2 separate regions of the Homo sapiens genome follow, and region 2 is linked to region 1. Evidence: read pairs that join two places in POLR2A ChIA-PET (ENCODE). Cell type or tissue: B cell. All regions are shown on one strand. Links, peaks and the distances in the headings refer to the core of each region. The heading gives the core; the rest is flanking DNA.

Evidence for each region. ChIA-PET counts read pairs that join two places held together with the same protein. Peaks named below come from ENCODE experiments on the same cell type or tissue, not always from the same donor. Only the 100,000 strongest peaks of a DNase experiment are listed, where the experiment ranks them.
Region 2: POLR2A ChIA-PET joins it to region 1 with 7 read pairs; 1 of 35 experiments calls an interaction of 5 or more read pairs at or near these places.

Annotation. Positions count from the first base shown.
Region 1 is chr20:46,508,665-46,514,046 of GRCh38, forward strand. It overlaps ZNF334 (zinc finger protein 334), which reads right to left and starts at 4,895. Exons shown (of 5, transcript NM_001353824.2): 1 at 3,876-4,895; 2 at 3,418-3,476. The coding sequence starts at 3,438. RefSeq lists a silencer at 4,935-5,169. In B cell, for the core only: no CTCF peak of the experiment used is centred there; DNase peaks (open chromatin) are centred at 4,807 and 4,957; H3K4me3 peaks cover 736 bases; H3K27ac peaks cover 241 bases; H3K27me3 peaks cover 1,406 bases.
Region 2 is chr20:44,977,423-44,982,804 of GRCh38, forward strand. It overlaps STK4 (serine/threonine kinase 4), which reads left to right. Exons shown (of 11, transcript NM_006282.5): 3 at 1,021-1,149; 4 at 4,407-4,521. Among named protein-coding and RNA genes, the nearest start is that of STK4, 14 kb to the left of the region's middle. In B cell, for the core only: no CTCF peak of the experiment used is centred there; a DNase peak (open chromatin) is centred at 2,029; H3K4me3 peaks cover 1,908 bases; H3K27ac peaks cover 5,000 bases.

The sequences.
Region 1 (5,382 bases), core at 74-5,073:
GTTCTGTGGGATGCTGTTGGCATTTGGTGGAAGGAGAGGGAAGGAAGGATGGTAGAGACACTGCAACATGCAGGACCTTCTCCTACAGGAAAGAAATGTCCCAAGTCCTGTATAACTTTCTAATCTTAAATATTCATATAAACGAAAAATCCTGTTTATAATGATCTGAGCCTAGAACCTTATTCCATTTGGCACTTGAACACATAGTATTTTTATATATTTTTTATGTATATTAAATTTTCTTCAATGTAATAGTGGATACATCAAGCACAATTTGTATTTGATTTGAACTGGAACTTCAGGGATTTTCACTCTTGAAAAATATCACAAATGGCAATGCTATGTACAGTATTTGAATCATGACACATCAGTCCCATATCAGTGAGAACTTGTAATTATCACGTTCATAGAAATTTAACCTAAAAGTAATCTGTATAAACACCAGACTCCTCTTCTTTTACTATAGTTTTATCTGGGCAAGTCTATATTAAGATACATATCATTTTTAATTACTTTTTTATTTTTCCTCTATATTCGAGTTCTATTGATTTTTTTAAAAATTACACAAGTAAGTTGTATTATCTATGATCTCCAAAATAGGATAAAGGGAGGATGGCTTTTAGTTGGGATTTCTAGAAAACAGATCCTAAGGCAAGGACTTGGTCTGCATCATTCCATCTGGGAACTCCAAGCCGGGGTAGTGAGGGTGAGGGAAGTAAGGAAGGGAGGAAAGAAAGGATGTAAACAATGAGATATGAGAGGCATTAGCATGCTGCCCACCAACTCACTACAAGCCCCAAAGAGGGGCAAGTTTCCTCAGCAGGAGCATGGGGTCAGCACGTGGGTCAGCACATGGGACATCTCTGGGAGGACCACCAGGAGAAACTAACCTTGAAATAGTGCACAGAATAGAGAAAGGATGGGGAATTCATCTGCCCACCTCCTTCTCATTTTCCATTTCCCTTCATTCAAGGTTCACCCACGGTGAGTTAACTTGCGCACACTTCCAGGTTGCATCATCTGGCTCCACCATCTGGCCCCTCAGGAAGCTGGTACCACACCTCATGGTGTGTGGTTTCATCCAAGTCTAAAACAGGAGGCAGCCTGGTGTGGGTGGGTGGCATTAACTAAGAGAGATAAAGGGGATGGCAGAATATGGAAGGTTTGCATCCCAATATAGCTCCTAAGAAAGTATGTTCTGTAAAAAGATATGGGTCTGGCAGAGTTGAGAACCACCTCAGCACAGTTTGAATTGCTTGTGTAATATCTTTCTCTTTCACTAGCACATGAGCTCCATGAGGACAGAGACAGTATCTCCTTCATTCAAGCTGAATGTAGACCATCTAGCATAGCGTATCACACACAATTGTTTGATCAATATACAGTTGTTGAATGAAAGGTCCAGAGTGGTAGGAACTGAGAAGAGGCAGGAAACGGTCATGACATACATAGCCTTACAGGTCATACCAAGGATGCTGAACTTGTATTCTGCAAGTGGCGTGGAACCTCTTAAGTCATTTCTGTATTAAGACATGATCACGTTGGCATTTTGGAGGAATTGGTCAGTGTGAAGAACAGCCTTGAGGTGGGAAGAGGAAGGGGCCAAGCAGACTGCTGAGAAAGCTACTAATATTATGACAACCCACGAGAAACTGAGGCAGGAGAGGAGGAGATGGAAGTGAAAGGACAAATTCAAGAAATGTTTATGTGACAACATTAGCAAGCTCGACAAACAGGTATGGTAGGACGTGAGGAAAAGGAGAATTAAGATGGACTTCAGGCCGGGCGCGATGGCTCACGCCTGTAATCCCAGCACTTAGTGAGGCCGAGGCAGGAGGATCACGAGGTCAGGAGATTGAGACCATCCTGGCTAACATGGCGAAACCCCGTCTCTACTAAAAAATACAAAAAATTAGCCAGGCGTGGTGGCGGGTGCCTGTAGTCCCAGCTACTCGGGAGGCTGAGGCAGGAGAATGGTGTGAACCTGGGAGGCTGAGGCAGGAGAATGGTGTGAACCCGGGAGGCAGAGTTTGCAGTGAGCTGAGATCGTGCCACTGCACTCCAGCCTGGGTGATAGAGTGAGAGCCCATTTCAAAAAAAAAAAAAAAAAAAGATGGCCTTCATTTTCTGGCTTGTCTCGCTGGTCAGATGGAAGCAGCACTGATAGGGAAAAAAGAAGCAGCAGCACATTGAGCAAGTTGTAAGTATTATTTCCATGTTGGATATGAGGACTCCATGTGCCTTCTGGACATCCTTACAGAGATGTTCAGCAAGAATCTCAAGCTGAGGTCCTCAGAGGCAGAAATACCTCAGAGCATAAAGACTCACAAGTTAAAACCACAAAGGGCATGAAAAAAAATCAGAAAGAATAATGGGCTAACAATGGCATAGCAATGTTCATGAAACAAAAGATTGTATAAAAGATATAAAGAAGACATGATTACAAGCTGGGTGTGGCAGCTCACAGCTGTAATCAGTGCACTTTGGGAGGCCAAGGTGGGAGGATCACTTGAACCCAGGAGTTCGAGACCAGCCTGGGCAACATAGTGAGACCTCATCTCAATTAAAAAAAAAAAAAAAAGACATGATTACAGAGCTACAAAGAGAATCATGTGAGTGATACCACAGACATTATCAGAGGTGCCTATTAGGGAGGGGGCAGTCATACTGTCAAATGCAACAAAGAGTTTGGTAAAGTATGAACTGAAAGATACTCATTGGGTTTGAAAATATTTAGGTTACTGCTAAATTTTTCCAGAACAGATCCATCAGAGTGGTGGGGGCAGACACCAGACTGTATCAAGTGGGTTGAAATGAGACAGGCACATGAAGAAGTTTTACCTACAGAATATAATATTGAATTGTTCCCTCTAGAACTTGTTTTATAAGTATAGCTGAAATAAAGTTATGGGGCATTATTTGAGGAACACTATTTTATTTGTTATAGGTTTTATCCATTTATTCTAGGTCTTATCACTGGATCATAGACATCACAGAGAACCATCAGAATGCTGCCTGTTCGGATGACACTGGATTGGTTCCCTGTAATTACTGTGCTCTGCCTGGGTATAGAAGTCACAGGAAACCCATACCATTTCTTTCTCAGCTGTTTTTGGCAGAACTGTCTCTACTTCACTTACTCAAAGATCATCCAAGAAAATTTTTAGATATAAATGATGGGAAAACCACACAAAAATCCAGTGTAAGGGCTATCTCATATTGTCTGGGCCTTTCTGGAACCATTTGAGTAACTCTATAGGAATATATGATTTCTGTATATCTATGTCCACTTTTCCAGTATTGATCGAATACTCTTCTCTGATGCTGAATTTTATACATTTCGTTTCATCTGCAAACTACTCTAAACCTCTTGAAATTCACTGTATAATGTGAGAAGTAAATCCCTGAGCAACTTACCTGAAATTTTTTCATTTTCATGTTCTCTTGAGAAAGGGCCAAGAGTGTTGAAAGCAGAGCTGGGTAAGGAAGAATGGCGAATGGAATCATGAGCGATTTGGCTCACACAGCAGCTCTACAATTACCTACAAAGCCACACACCCATTTAAAAACATGGCCCTTTGACCAGTCTGGTTCAGGAAGCAACATGTTGAGGAAACGTTCACTTGTCCATTTATAGTTCTAGAATGGTCTCATAGAGCTTTTCTTACTGAGTGAGTGTCAACAAATGTTTTCTACTGAATTACTGTCAATCTATGCCTCCTTTGAAAAAAATTGAAAACGTCTGAGTCCAATTAATAGGAGACTAGGTCAACGAAAGTTAGTATATACAAAGCCTGGAACACTATTTTGGCATTAAAATGGACTCTAGGATTAAAAGATTTCTTGGAATAGGAAAATGATATTATGTCACTTACCTGTTTTCCTACTAATGTGTTTAGCCACTTGAGATGACAGAATCCAGAGAGAATGAATGAAAGTGCTTTAAGGTGTTTGTCTTTTTGACAGTTTGGTTTCCCTTAGCTGCAGTTTCACAAGAGGACCTTTTACTAAGAAACTTCTTGTGGTAGGTAACGTAAATGTGGTAGATGACAAAAGCCCTGACCTGGTACTCAAAGGACCAGAATTCAGTTATTGGATCTGTCACTAGCAAACTGCATTACTGAAAAAAATATTTACTAAGTCGTAATTTTAATATAAGATAAATTGGTTTTTAGTCTTTCCTTTACCCCTATCGTGTAGCTCTGTAAGGGGTAAACTCAGTAAATCCCAGGTGAGGTGATGAACATGGTTGGTGCAGCTCTGAATAAACAGAGGGTGGAGATGGTAGGGAATGACATGTATGTGTTTAGGAAGTGATGAAGACATCATTTCCTTATTTATAACCAGTACTCCTTCCCTCCAACCCAGGACTCTCGCAGATACCTCCAGTGAAGTGTCTTTTCCTGTCAAATCTTGACCCTGCCCATTCCAGCTCACATCCTTCTTCCGAAAGTTGAACTGAACTTTGCTGAGCTATAATAATCAATGGCTGCAAGACTAAGTGCATCAGCAGAAGTTCTGGAAAGAGGTTCTAGCTACTTGGATGCGTAAACCTTTCACCTTCACCAAGCGCCTTCTTCGGGCAAATCAGGGCCCTAGAGAGAGCTCGCCCGTGGCCTGCAGGTCAGGAGCCCAATCCTGCCCTGGCTGCCTCGCCTCCCGACCACAGGAAACCCTCCCTCCAAAGACAGGGAGAGCGCGCGTCCACCCTCCGCAGACCCGAGGCCCGCTCCGCCCGGCCCCACCGTTCCCTCCGACGCCCGAGTGCTCAGAGCTCGCCGCCAGCCCTTCCTATAGGTTGTGGGTGCACCCGCTTCGCCTCCAGTTCGCACCAGGTCCAAGTCTCGGCGGGACCAGGGATTCACGGGCTGCAGGACCCTCACCCGGAAGAGCCTGGCGAACCGGAAGGGCGTCCAGGTAAAAAACAGGAACAGCACATGCGCAGAAAGGCCCCCGGGCCGCCTTTCCCGGGGCTCTCCCGGGCCCCCCGCCGGCTTTCCGGACCACAGTCCCCAGAAGGCGTCGCGGCCACCGCCCTACCCTGAGGGATCTTTGAGGAGCTTCTGCTTTAACTACAGAGTTTAGGTGACTGCTGTGAATCATCAATACGAAAAGTAAAGTTTCATATCCGTTTCACCGAAGTCTATAGATGAGAAAGGAAAATTCTGCGAAATGAAAATGACTGCTAAAGATATTCCAGCAGAATATAATACTAACGACCTGCAGAAAATTTCTCCCAAACAGGATACAAAATCATTGCTGGCTTTCAATACGTGAAGGTTGAAAATAAATCAGAATATCTCTGAAGAAAATGAACTATTAGCCGTAACCCCAATTCCCAGAGATATCCGAGTTTAACATTAGGTGCACATTCTTCTGACA
Region 2 (5,382 bases), core at 142-5,141, 1.5 Mb before region 1:
TTGGGAAATATGAAAGACAGTTTACTCAGTATTATTTCACTGACAGCTGCCCAGGATTCCAATGAAAATGTTATCTGTATAAAGTGATGATGGTATCTCATTTGACCATCACAAATGAGATACCATCACATCTTGTAAGGTAGTTTGTATTATTGTCATTTTACAGATGAGAAAATTCAGGTACAACAAGGTTAATAAGGTGTAAATGATAGCTAAATGTAGTGTTGGTAGGACTCAAATCCAGCTTCTTTACTTTCAAAATCTAGTGGATCTGTAGCCTCCAAATTGACTAGATACACAAACTTTATTTTGATATTAAGCTGTTAAGGGAAGATGGAGTAGGAAGCAAAGAGTGTGTGTGCTGTGTTTACCTGATACTAATATTAAACAGGCTTAGATTTTAATTAGTTTCCATAATATTTTAAGTATTATTGTAAGTAAGAGGAGCAAGGACAGAAAGATCTTGTGGTACTAGAGTGAATACAATAAAACAAAGACTGCCACTTCCATATTGTACCCCAGTATAGATGGGGAGACAACGTAAGCTTTGTTTTCAGACACACCCGGGTTCAAATCCTGGACTGATAACACAACTGGTTTCAAATCCTGGACTGATAACTTATGTGACCTTGGGCAAATCATAAACCCCTTTGAACCTTTTTACATTTACCTGTAAAATAGGGATAGTCATCTCATCTTCATTTTTTGTAGGAATGAATTGAGATGGTGTACAGTCTCTAGCAGATAGCAGGCATGCAGTGCATGGCAGCTACTATATTACCATCTCATAAGAATACATTCATTACAGTTTTGAATGTGAAGCTTTCAAGATGCCATTTTGTTGTAGTTCTCTTGACAGTTTTTTCCCCAAAAGTATTTTAGCTATCTTAGTTTTGCAAGTGTATATGTATTAGGCACTTAGGGATATATGTTAGAACTATCAGTTGCTTGTGTTTTACCACTTCTTATATCTTGGCTTGCTTTGACTTTATAAATGTTCTTCTTCTCCCAAATGTATAGGTCCTATGGCAGCGTATACAAAGCTATTCATAAAGAGACCGGCCAGATTGTTGCTATTAAGCAAGTTCCTGTGGAATCAGACCTCCAGGAGATAATCAAAGAAATCTCTATAATGCAGCAATGTGACAGGTAAAGGCATGTGGGCTTCCTTTGGGGAGAATGTGGTTTTGAATTAGCTATGATTGTGTAGAGTTTGATACCTAGAGACACATTTACTTAGATATTTTGCAGAAGGGAGAATTCGATGGAATCACTGTGCATTTTCTTTTCAGAAAAAAATATGATGATAATGGTTGTTTTTGTAGCTAAACCTCCGTAATTTTTATGCATGGTGTTTTGTTTTTTTTTTTCAATTTTTCTTTTTTTTTTTTTCTGAGACAAAGTCTCGCTCTGTCGCCCAGGCTGGGGTGCAGTGGTGCAATCTCGGCTCATTGCAACCTCCACCTCCCAGGTTCAAGTGATTCTTGTGCCTCAGCCTCCCGAGTAGCTGGGACTACAGGCATGTGCCACTACGCCCAGCTAATATTTTTGTATTTTTAGTAGAGATGGAATTTCACCATATTCGTCAGGCTGATCTCAAATTCCTGACCATAAATGATCTGCCTGCCTCGGCCAAGTCCCAAAGTACTGGGATTACAGGAGTGAGCCACCATACCTGGCTTTTTTCTTTTCTTCAGTGAGCCCTTTTAGAAACTAGGAAGAAGAGGCAGAAGGTGGTGCTTGCTTTTTTTTGTGTGTGTGATAATGATCTTTTTTACTTCCTATTGAGAAAACATTTCTGCAGAGATAGCCAAGAACAGATAATTCAAATGTTTTTTAGTTCTAGAAACCTTAGAATATCAGGTAAATCTATAAAAAAAGAGTAGTTATGTATATACTACTGTTTGTTCCTTCACATTAAAAAAAATTATTCTAGCTGAGAGTACCTACGTATTTATTTTTGAGGAACTAAGATTTGTCAAATGTTGTAAGCAGGAAGTCAGACCAAAAGACAACCACAGAAAACCACGTGGTTTGCTCTGAAATTCCATGACAACATGGGTTGGTCACTGATAGAGCAGGCTTCCCCAGCACTATTTAGATTAGAGACAAACACAAAGTTAGGGGCAATGCCAGCTCTAGGGAGCTGAAGATGGGTGAGAAATTCTCTCAGTTGAAGCTGCATTCATTCTTCTGAAGGCTTTTTGGTCAGCAGATCAACTTAGTACCTGCTGTTTGCAAAACTTCTACATTAGGGTTTAGGTGGGGCTACCTACCAAAAAATTAGTCCAGAAGCCTTTCAGTCTCACAGACTTGGGAATGTAGTCCTTTCTTTTTTCTCTCCCTTCTTTTTTTTTCCCTTCTATTTTTGTGATTACTGTCTACTAGATAAAATCCCCATTTTTCTTGATTGGATTGACCAGATGAAGGTGGCAGTTTTCCATTTGCTCCTTTTTCAGATACATTTTGGAAGTTCTTTCCATTTGGCAAATTGGGACTTTGTCACTTTCGATAGACTGTGCGGGAGCTGTGTTCCAAACAGAGTATGGAAATGTCTTTAATTAAAGAAGAGATATTTTCAAGCGTCTACTCTGTGCTAAGCACTGTAAGGAATACAGTGAAATACAGAGCAGAGTCCTTGTGCTTTGGGAGTTTATAGACTAATTGGACAGGCTAAGTATATATATATGTAGAGGAGAATCTAGCCAACAGTGCAAGTCTATAGAGAACATATTCCAGTAGTAAATACTTGATAGTAATGGCCTACAGTATTTAACTCCTGTCAGTACTGTATTACAGGGAGAGTAAATGTGTTGATATTTACCTTAGACACTTTTTTCATTAATATTTAATGTGTGTGTGTGTTTTGCTGTCCTTGTCACTGGCATGTTTCCTAAGGTTTGAAGAGGAAATTGTAAGAGTTCTGAGTTAATGAAGCCAATTTGGTTTTAACATCAGTTGTTAGGAAACTTCATTTGGCCATGATAACAATCTAGCCAGTTAAAGCTGGCAGCTCTCAGAGGGCACATTATTTTATTTTAATAGGATATTTGATTTTTCTCTGAATTTCTTGTTTGGTATCTCTCTTCCAGCTTGAGACCTAAAATTCCAGGTTTGATCCTGAACATTTTTTCTTTATAATAGATTGTAGTATGTGTATGTTTTTATTACAAAGTACATATGACTTCTTAGAAAAATTCAAATGAAAAGAAAAGAAAATCACTTTTCCCTTTGGAGAAATCATCATTTTTTCTTTTTTTTGAGACGGAGTCTCCTCACTCTGTTGCCCAGGCTGGAGTGCAGTGGCGCGATCTCGACTCACTGCAAGCTCCGGCTCCTGGGTTCATGCCATTCTCCTGCCTCAGCCTCCTGAGTAGTTGGGACTACAGGGCCTGCCACCACGCCAGGCTAATTTTTTTGTATTTTTAGTAGAGACGGGGTTTCACCATGTTAGCCAGGATGGTCTCGATCTCCTGACCTCGGGATCCGCCCACCTCGGCCTCCCAAAGTGCTGGGATTACAGATGTGAGCCACTGCGCCTGGCTGAAATCATCATTCTTAAACACTGCTTGATACACATATTCTTCCAAATCACTTTGGAGTTTTACAGTAATTCCTGTTTTGTAGCCTGCTTTTTTGTTTGTTTGTTTGTGTAAACACAGTATCTTCTCATGTTATCACATAGTCTATAACATTTTTCATGGATTCATGATATTTTATTATACGGCTATAGCATTCTTTGTTTTTTTTGAGATGGAGTCTTGCTCTGTCGCCCAGGCTGGAGTGCAGTGGCGCGATTTCGGCTCGCTGCAACCTCTACCTCCTGGGTTCAAACAATTTTCCTGCCTCAGCCTCCCGAGTAGCAGGGACTACAGGTGCACACTGCCACGGCTGGCTAATTTTTTGTATTTTAGTAGAGACAGGGTTTCACCATCTTGTCCAGGCTGGTCACGAACTCCTGAGCTCAGGCAATCCGCCCGCATCGGCCTCCCAAAGTGTTGGGATTACAGGTGTGAGCCACTGCACCTGGCCCTGTATCATTATTTCTTAAATAAACTCCCTAATGTTGGATGGACATTTAGATGATATCTAAATTTCCACTTTTGTCAATAGTGCTATGATGGTAACTGTTACTTTTTGAACATTTATAATTCTTTTTTGAGGATAAATTGTAGACATAGAAATGCTGGTTAAAGAACTCACCAAGTTTTTTATACTTTTGTGATTTATTACCCTCCAGAAAAGCTATACCATTTTGCATTCTTATCAGGAGGTTGTCCATTTTATCCTTAACTATGAATAATTGATCTTTCCAGATGAGGAATTAATTTGTATATACTTGCTAGCATGAATTAAGAGATATTTGAAGGCCATTTTATTAATTTGTATTGTCTCTCTCTCTCTAGCCCTCATGTAGTCAAATATTATGGCAGTTATTTTAAGAACACAGACTTATGGATCGTTATGGAGTACTGTGGGGCTGGTTCTGTATCTGATATCATTCGATTACGAAATAAAACGGTAGGTTTACCTTCTAGAACATGCAACTGAGCTAGTTTCTTATGCCATCTTCTTTTCTCTGCCTCTTTTTCAGGGCATTCTCCTACTAGAGAGACGACTGTCAGATTTCCCCTTTTCCATGGTTATTTTCCATCTTTATTCTTTTATGTCTCCTAAGTGTGACAGCTTTTTTTTTTTTTTTTTTTCAAGAGACCAGAGTCCCCTGTCACCCAGGCTGGAGTGTAGTGGCACAGTCATAGCTCACTACAGTCATAGCTCTACCTCCTGGGCTTCAGTGATCCTCTCACTTCAGGCTCCTGAGTAGCTGGGACTACAGGCGTGTACCACCATGCCCAGCTAATGTTTTGTTTTGTTTTTTAATTTTTTTTTTTTGTGGAGATGGTGTCTCACTGTGTTGCCCAGGCTGGTTTCGAACTCCTGGCCTCAAGCAATTTTCCCACCTCGGCCTCCCAAAGTGCTGGGATTACAAGTATGACCCCCCCATGCCTGGCAATGTGGCAGTTTTGACACCAATTTAGTCCAGTGATTTTTAGCATGCTTTGGTTATTTCTTACTGGGAAGAAAATGACTGTTAGATCTTAGTTATAGAATGAATTTTAAATGTTTAAATTTGGATTTGGATTTGGGTTTCTGCTTCTACCTAGCGTGTTCACAAATTAAATTCCTGTATTTCCTGTTAATCAGAGAATAATCCCCTTATGAAAGATTATTTGCTGATACTGTGGTTGCAGTATAAGACCTAGGAGTCATGGGTTTTAGTTCTGGTTCAGTTACTTAATGTCTTTATGTATTCGTTCAGTAAATATTTCTTGAACACTGTTTTAGGCCTGAAGGATCTAATAGTAAATAAAACAGATGACA